Regions from separate parts of the Homo sapiens genome. Here region 1 is linked to region 2. The links are chromatin contacts, found by Hi-C or POLR2A ChIA-PET in ENCODE. All regions are on one chromosome and are shown on one strand. Each heading gives the region's core, a stretch centred on a gene start or an enhancer-like site at or near the end of the contact. The rest is flanking DNA. Distances are from core to core; before and after follow the strand shown. Region 1 overlaps FBXL13 (F-box and leucine rich repeat protein 13). Region 2 overlaps FBXL13 (F-box and leucine rich repeat protein 13).

Evidence for each region. Hi-C counts contacts between places; a loop is a spot of excess contacts on that map. ChIA-PET counts read pairs that join two places held with the same protein, here RNA polymerase II (POLR2A).
Region 1: a map of ascending aorta shows a loop between it and region 2 (1.9-fold over the local background). The contact joins two enhancer-like sites. A Hi-C loop is called at or near these places in 3 of 168 maps with a recorded cell type or tissue (DLD1, ascending aorta and endothelial cell of hepatic sinusoid). POLR2A ChIA-PET finds 5 or more read pairs at or near these places in 3 of 52 experiments (AG04449, OCI-LY7 and activated T-cell).

Annotation. Positions count from the first base shown.
Region 1 is chr7:102,873,385-102,877,235 of GRCh38, forward strand. The region is part of intron 17 of FBXL13 (F-box and leucine rich repeat protein 13); the gene reads right to left. Among named protein-coding and RNA genes, the nearest start is that of LRRC17, 38 kb to the right of the region's middle. RefSeq lists an enhancer at 2,172-3,371. Within about 2 kb of position 2,512, at least 7 of the 41 ENCODE cell types and tissues checked have a DNase peak (open chromatin) inside an H3K27ac peak, as active enhancers do.
Region 2 is chr7:102,931,864-102,935,861 of GRCh38, forward strand. It overlaps FBXL13 (F-box and leucine rich repeat protein 13), which reads right to left. Exons shown (of 21, transcript NM_001394494.2): 10 at 18-70. It overlaps LRRC17 (leucine rich repeat containing 17), which reads left to right. Exons shown (of 4, transcript NM_001031692.3): 2 at 1,911-2,822. The coding sequence starts at 2,051. Among named protein-coding and RNA genes, the nearest start is that of LRRC17, 21 kb to the left of the region's middle. Within about 2 kb of position 2,093, at least 16 of the 41 ENCODE cell types and tissues checked have a DNase peak (open chromatin) inside an H3K27ac peak, as active enhancers do.

The DNA.
Region 1 (3,851 bases), core at 1,262-3,761, 58 kb before region 2:
CACTCCCTCTCTTCCTTATCCTCACATTCAGTTGAGCTCTATCTCATTGTTTCTTCTTCCTCAGTGTCTCCCAACTGTGCTGACTTTGCTACATGCTTACTGCCCTCTCCCTAACACAGGCGTTCATAACTTTTCACCTGGATGACTACTTGATAATTGGTCACTATGCATCTGTGATTCCCATATCTGTCTAGCAGATAGAAGTGAGCTTTTCGGAATATAAATCTGACCATGTTACTGTTCTAACTGACAATACTGAATGTCCTTCCACGGTCCAAAGAGCAGAGTTCAAATTCCTTAATGTGGCCTCTGGGCCCTCAGTGACCTGACCCCTGTCTACCTCTCAAACATCATCTCTCACCATACTTCTCGCCAATAAGCCATACCCAAATGTGTAGGTTTCTTGATATCTCACACTTTTAAACCTCCATGCCTTTGTGCAGGCTGCTTCTTTGGCTCACAGAACACCTTTCTTCTCTGGGAAAAGAATCTCTGAGCTAGGTTAGCTTTCCCCTCTCTGTTTTTCACACTCATCATACTTTGTAACCACTTGCCCTACTCCTGTCTTCCCACTAGAATGTAAGTACTAGGAAGAGGAATCATGTCTGTTTTGTTCATTCCAGTATTCTCAGCACTGAGCACAATGTAGTCAGAGTAAATACTTGTTAACTAAATGTGTAGTGTGATTCTAACTGAAAATTCACCATTAAGAATTGAGAATGAACATAATTATTAGAAAACATGGGAAATTTTCTCCCAAATGGCACAACTGGTCACATTTGATCTTTGGTGGGTATCTGTAACATTCCAGAGTTTAAATCCTGAATGTTACGTCTGTAGTCAAATTTGCACTTACTCAGACCTATAATCAATCAGGCTGGTGTTTAGCTGCCCAAGTTGACATCCGGGCTGACTCATTTTAACTTCACTGTTTGAGGTTAGCTTCCTCAGCTGTTGTAGCACTGTAATTGTCAATCATTTGCCTTTTAGTTCAGAGTTTAACTGACTTGGAGGAAGAAAACAACAGAAGACTTATTTTTTTCAATCTTTTAGCAGAAAACAATTAGTATACTTCCCCATAGATATCCATTTACAATTCTCTTAAATTACATATATGCTTCAGAAGAAAATAAAAACAGAGACTAGAACTCGAGGCCATACTCCTAAGTTTTTTGTTTTTTGTTTTCTTGAGACAGGATCTTACTCTGTTGCCCAGGTTTCCCAGGCTGGAGTACAGTGGTACAATCACAGCTCACTGCAGCCTCAACCTTCTGGGCTCAAGCCATACTCCCACCTGTCAGCCTCCTGAGTAGCTGGGTCTATAGGTGCACATCACCACACCCGGCTAATTTTTGTATGTTTTGTAGAGATGGGGTTTCATCATGTTACCCAGGCTGGTCTCAAATTCTTGGGCTCAAGTGACCCGCCTGCCTCAGTCTCCCAAAGTGCTGGGATTACAGGCATGAGCCATCGTGCCTGGCCTATATTCCTAAGTTTTTAACTTGTCCTCTGTAGATAAAATTTTAATATACAGTCTTTAAAAATAAAACCTGAGCTTTCCTCAAATGCTAAAAACTAAATAAAGCATTTTAACCTTTACTCCATTCAGTCAACAAATATTCCCCCAGGCACTTCAGCCTTGTGGTAAGTGCTGTGGGGGAATTATATTTTGATGTGTTTTATAATGTGCTTTGATTCTCTACTTCTTGTCACTCTGTGACCCTTCAGACAACAGCTGGCGATTCTGCTCCTATGTGTCAGGAAAAGGTTCTTACAAAAGAACACAGGATAAAAATCCTGGGCCTTTAAGCTTCAAAAGCCCAAGCCCTGAAAGACTTGGGGCATAACATTTTTCAAAACCATGTAATCAGTTGGAACATTTTTTCCACCCCCAGATTAGGAAAAGAATCTATGTCAAAAGGAAAGGAGCAAATATGAGAAAAGGGGAGAGAAGAGGTGGAGGGGAAGAAGATGAGAAGGGAGAGGAGGAAAGGAGAGGACAGGGGAAAAGAGGAGGGGAGGGGAGAGCCAGAGGGAAGCAAATGCTGAGAAATTCATCATATGGGGGGTCTGTTCTAGACCTTCTCACTTTCTATCCAGCTAGAGAGAAAGTTGGAACCCCCGGGTAGGCTTGGGGGCCTAAGTAGATGGGAACCCATTCCACCTTTCCCAGTAGGGTTCATAAAAGCAATAAGACAGAGTGTTCCTGTGCTCGTCATTGTATCAGTTAAGAGTCAACGGGAAAAGCAGAAACAACCCTGAGCATGCAAAACTGAGGAGATTTAATTTTAATGGGGGAATGGCTACATAGGTGGTAGAGAAACTGAGAAGCCAAATGGGACAGTGACAAAATCTAGAGCTTAGCAGCAGTAGGAAGCCACTACTGTCCCTATGCTGGAAGGACAATGGGAAGATATGATGTTATTGAAGCCCAGAGGCCGACTTCATTCAGGGAAGCTGGAACCACAGCAGGCCTGTGGTTCAGAGGGGAGTAGAACACTAAGGAAATGCAGCTGATGATGATGATGCAAAGAAAGGTAGAGGAAAACCCTGGAATGTCCCTTCTACTGGCCCTGTAATCACTCAGAAATGTCTCACAAGCACCAACCCTAACATGGAATCTAGTTGACTTGTGTGAGTCACCCTGTAGCAGAGCAAGGGGAGGGTGAGTCATGAGTTTGAGGGCAAACACATTCATGATGTGGGAGCAAGAAAATGTCTCCAGCAGGTGTCTAGGACTGTGGACCTAAGACAGCCTCACAGGATCTCCATGACCCAGGAAGACCCAGAGGAGCCCAGAGCAAGGCAGACACGACAGGGAAACCTGAAGACTTGAAGGGGCCTTGGAGTTGGAACAAGGAAGAGACATCAGGGATCCACCTGGACGGGAAACTAAACACCAAATGGGCCCTCGTACATCTCAGTGAATTCCAGCTTGGACAGAAGACAACATTGAGAAGACCAGACACTGACCCTGCCATAATGAGTTGACTCCATGGTACTGCTTCCTACCCACAATCTCACATCACTCATGGACGATATGGAAGGGAAGAGGAGGTCATCTAGCAGAAAGGAGGCTGAATCCAAGTTCATTCATAGATAAAGAAAGGAAAGAACCTAGACCAATGAACAGATCTAGTCCTTCATTTAAAAGACCCCACCGAATGTTGACGAAGGATAAACACATAACAGATGTCTGCAATGCAGTGAGAAATAGAAACGGTTCATGTTAAAGGATACACTGGGGCTGGAGATGCAAGCAGAGAAATTCCAGTGCTTGCCTGCAAGGTAGGGCTTCTCAGAGAAGGCCCTCATAGACAGTTGATATTTCAGGGATGAATAGGGATTTAGCAAGCAGATGGAGGAGGGATCCTTACCTCCCTATATCTTCCTATATCCCTCCTATATAGGAAGGATATAGGATATAAGATATTGTCTTCCTATATCCCTCCAAATGCATGATTTTCAAGAGAAGTCCATATATTCCTTGTATAACTATAGCCCATAGTTCTTTCAGAAACATGGCAAATCTCTCAGGGTTATCCTCCTTTTGATTAGTAAATGGGGCAGTCCCAGAGGGATAAGATGGATGTGGCCTGAGTCTCAACCCTGATGAATACAATCAGCAGCTTGCAGGAAATGAATTCCATATCCTTTTGTAGATTTGTTGAGGCCATTTCTAGAGTTTAGTCTTGAACTAAAGACTTAGATCTCAAGGCATTCGGGTAGTCTCATAAAATGTGCAATCCGTAAGAAAAATATAGTTAAGCCATCTAACATATATTATCTCCATACTGACCAAACTTCTGTAATGAAACAAATCTCAAATTATCATGACATACTCTTATCTG
Region 2 (3,998 bases), core at 843-3,342:
TGGTTGCTTATACTCACTGTGAATGTTGGGCAGTCAGAGACATTCAACTCTTGCAAGTTCCTACAGTGGCCTAAATCAAATAAGTTACACGTCACTAAACTACATATTGCAAATGTTTAAACAAAGTTTTTCTATCTTACATTGAATGCAATGTATTCATTAGAAAACAAACAAAAACCTTGGCAAGTAACATGTTCTAAGTATATGGTTTCTTTCCCCAGAAAAATGGCTTTTTTGGGCTTCAGAATTAAAATACACAGACATGTTTATTATTGTTTGAGGATTATAGGAGTAAGGGGAAAAGAGAAAAATATTACTTTGGGAAAAACACTATATACTTAGAGCTTTTAGCTTGAAAGCACTTGAAGAAAACCAACCTGGTTTTTTGTGCCTGCTTTTTTATTTTTTTGTTTTCATTTAACATTTTATTATGAACATTTTCAAACATACACAAAAGTGGAAAGAATTGTACAATAAATATCTATATAGCCACTACTTGGATTCTAATTTATCTTTTACTGTATTTGCTTTATCACATATCCACCCACTCATTCATCTCTATCTATAGCCCTCAATCATCTTATTTTTGTATGCATTTCAAAGTAAGTTGCAGACACCAGTACACTTCCCCCCAAATACTTCAACATGTATATCATAAATAATTCAGCATGTATAATAATAAACAGAATAGTTGACATACAGAATACAATAGTTATTCTGTTTGTTTGTTTCGTTTTTTTGAGACAGTTGAGACAGGATCTTGCTCTGTCAGCCACGCTAGAGTGCAGTGGCACCATGTTGGCTCACTGCAGCCTCAACCTCCCAGGCTCAGGCGATCCTTTCACTTCAGCAACCCCTACTGTCATTCCCAAGTAGCTGACACTACAGGTGCATACCACCATGCCCGGCTAATTTTTGTATTTTTTGTAGAGACGGGGTTTCCCCATGCTGCTCAGACTGGTCTCAAGAGATCTGACTGCCTCAGCCTCCCAAAGTGCTGGGATTACAGGCATGAGCCACCGCACCTGGCCAGAATAGTTATTTGAGAGTAATTCATCAGTTCAACAAATACTTATCAAGGAGATATAGCAGTTAACGAAATAGACACAAATATTTTCCCTTAAGGAGTTTACTTTCTAGCGGGGAGACACTAACAGTAAACAAAAGAAGTTAAATACCATATCTACTTTGACAGATGGTGGTAAGTGCCATGGAGAAGAAAGAAGAAAAGGGATTGGGAGCACCCAACAAGTGGGAAGAAGTGTGATTTAAAATAGGGCTGAACAGGAAGTTTTCACTGAAAAGGTAACATTTGAGCCAAGACATGCAGGAGATGACAAGGACAGTGCCATTTACTCCAAGCATCTCTGGAGCCCACACCCAACATGGTTGGTGACTGGGAGACAGAAAAGGATAGAAAAAAAAAAGGCTCAGGAAGACAACAATTCAAGTCCTACCCTTGTGTGTGCATCTCAAGGCTGTGTTCTTTTAAAGAAGGAGAATTCTTTGAATTTCTTAAATCCGATGTGATGGTGAACTGCAGGCTTCGGTTTTCATCATGCTGAGTCCTAACATTTGTGACTACTTCCCCCGGGGTGGCCATGTGAAGCATCTTATGCGCATGAGCCTATTTTATCCTCCCAACAATATTAGGAGGTATCCTCGGTCCGTTTTACAGATGCTGAAGATGACCCAGGTTGATACAGTTAAGCAGGTAAGAGAGCCTTGATTCAAACTCAGGGCACAAACATTTGGCCTCTAACCCAGGCAACTAAGAGGGGAAGGAGCTTTCTACGTCACTGTTCTGTGGAACTAGAAGGCCTTTGCCTTAAAAAGTCTGTTCTTATCTGTCAGTAATACAGTGCTTGCAATGGGCCTTAATTTTTAATATATATTTTTTTCTCTTCCAGCCTAGGGACTCCACGTACCCCAGCTGGGTCTCATTGTTCCAGAACTGCATTAGTTAAGATTACCCAGACTTGGATTTCAAAGGAATACTTTCATTGTTCCGTCTGTAACACGAAGTAATTGGGGCCAGCTGGATGTCAGGATGCGTGTGGTTACCATTGTAATCTTGCTCTGCTTTTGCAAAGCGGCTGAGCTGCGCAAAGCAAGCCCAGGCAGTGTGAGAAGCCGAGTGAATCATGGCCGGGCGGGTGGAGGCCGGAGAGGCTCCAACCCGGTCAAACGCTACGCACCAGGCCTCCCGTGTGACGTGTACACATATCTCCATGAGAAATACTTAGATTGTCAAGAAAGAAAATTAGTTTATGTGCTGCCTGGTTGGCCTCAGGATTTGCTGCACATGCTGCTAGCAAGAAACAAGATCCGCACATTGAAGAACAACATGTTTTCCAAGTTTAAAAAGCTGAAAAGCCTGGATCTGCAGCAGAATGAGATCTCTAAAATTGAGAGTGAGGCGTTCTTTGGTTTAAACAAACTCACCACCCTCTTACTGCAGCACAACCAGATCAAAGTCTTGACGGAGGAAGTGTTCATTTACACACCTCTCTTGAGCTACCTGCGTCTTTATGACAACCCCTGGCACTGTACTTGTGAGATAGAAACGCTTATTTCAATGTTGCAGATTCCCAGGAACCGGAATTTGGGGAACTACGCCAAGTGTGAAAGTCCACAAGAACAAAAAAATAAAAAACTGCGGCAGATAAAATCTGAACAGTTGTGTAATGAAGAAGAAAAGGAACAATTGGACCCGAAACCCCAAGTGTCAGGGAGACCCCCAGTCATCAAGCCTGAGGTGGACTCAACTTTTTGCCACAATTATGTGTTTCCCATACAAACACTGGACTGCAAAAGGAAAGGTTTGTACTTTTCTTACTTTTTCATTTTCATGAATAACTTGAAATGCTCTTTGAATCTTATAATCCTCCCTACATCCCACCATGTCTTGGAATTCGTGATGTCACTTCCACCAGAAATCCTTCCCTATTGACAATGGAATTTACCACAAGTTTTTCTGGGGTCCAGACTCAAGGCAGTTGGTAATTAAAGGACAATGACAGGAGGGAAGGAGGTATCCTCAGGAGGGCAGCCATTTGGGTTCTACTCATTTGCACATCGCAAGCTGTCACTGTAAGGAATTCCTTTCATCTTAACTCCAATTTAATTTAGGTAGGTAAACCAAGGGGTATGAAAATAAGTGCAAATGCCATCTATATAACCTGACTTACACCGATTAAAGCCAAAACATGGTGTGCATCTGTGAGAAGATCACCTCAAAGAGAAAACATCTGCAGGACAGGACTGTGAGAGCACTCTGAGACAGAGTGAAAGTGATGGCCCTTCGGTATTTCTTATCATTTAGTCCCAAGGTTTTAATAAATGCTCCTATGCTCATGCTCCTTTTTTTTTTTCTTTCTTTTTTTTTTTTTTTTTTTTTTTTTTTGAGATGGACTCTCGCTCTGATGCCCAGGCTGGAGTGCAGTGGCGCAATCTTGGCTCACTGCAACCTCCACCTCCCGGGTTCGAGCACTTCTCCTGCCTCAGCCTCTCGAGTAGCTGATTTTAATAAATGCCTCTTAACATCCTATATCTTAATTATTTCCAAATTACCCAGAATAAAACAATAAAAATTTAAAGAACTAAATTTAAAATATTTAACCTGAGAACTATGAGACTAAGGAAATCTTTCTAGAATATTACCTACTTCCTGCAAATCATTACTGGGTTTTGCAACCGATGCAATCTTGTGCTAGTATTATGCAGGATTTGCACATGCAAGATAAAGTCATGAGCTAAGAAAACAGACGGGAGATTTTAGTAATGCTCTTGACATGTTAGTGAAGATTGATGTTCTCAAAGAGTGGTCTGGGAACTGCTAATCTACCCTACAATAACGAACCATGTAACAATGTCTATATGTTTCATTTCTGGCATGGTTTAATAATTTATTTGTAATATTAAAGCCAGATGTCATTAAGTGAGGTTCATATAGAGCACAGTATCATTTCTTCCACTTATTTTGGGAAATTTTGCTA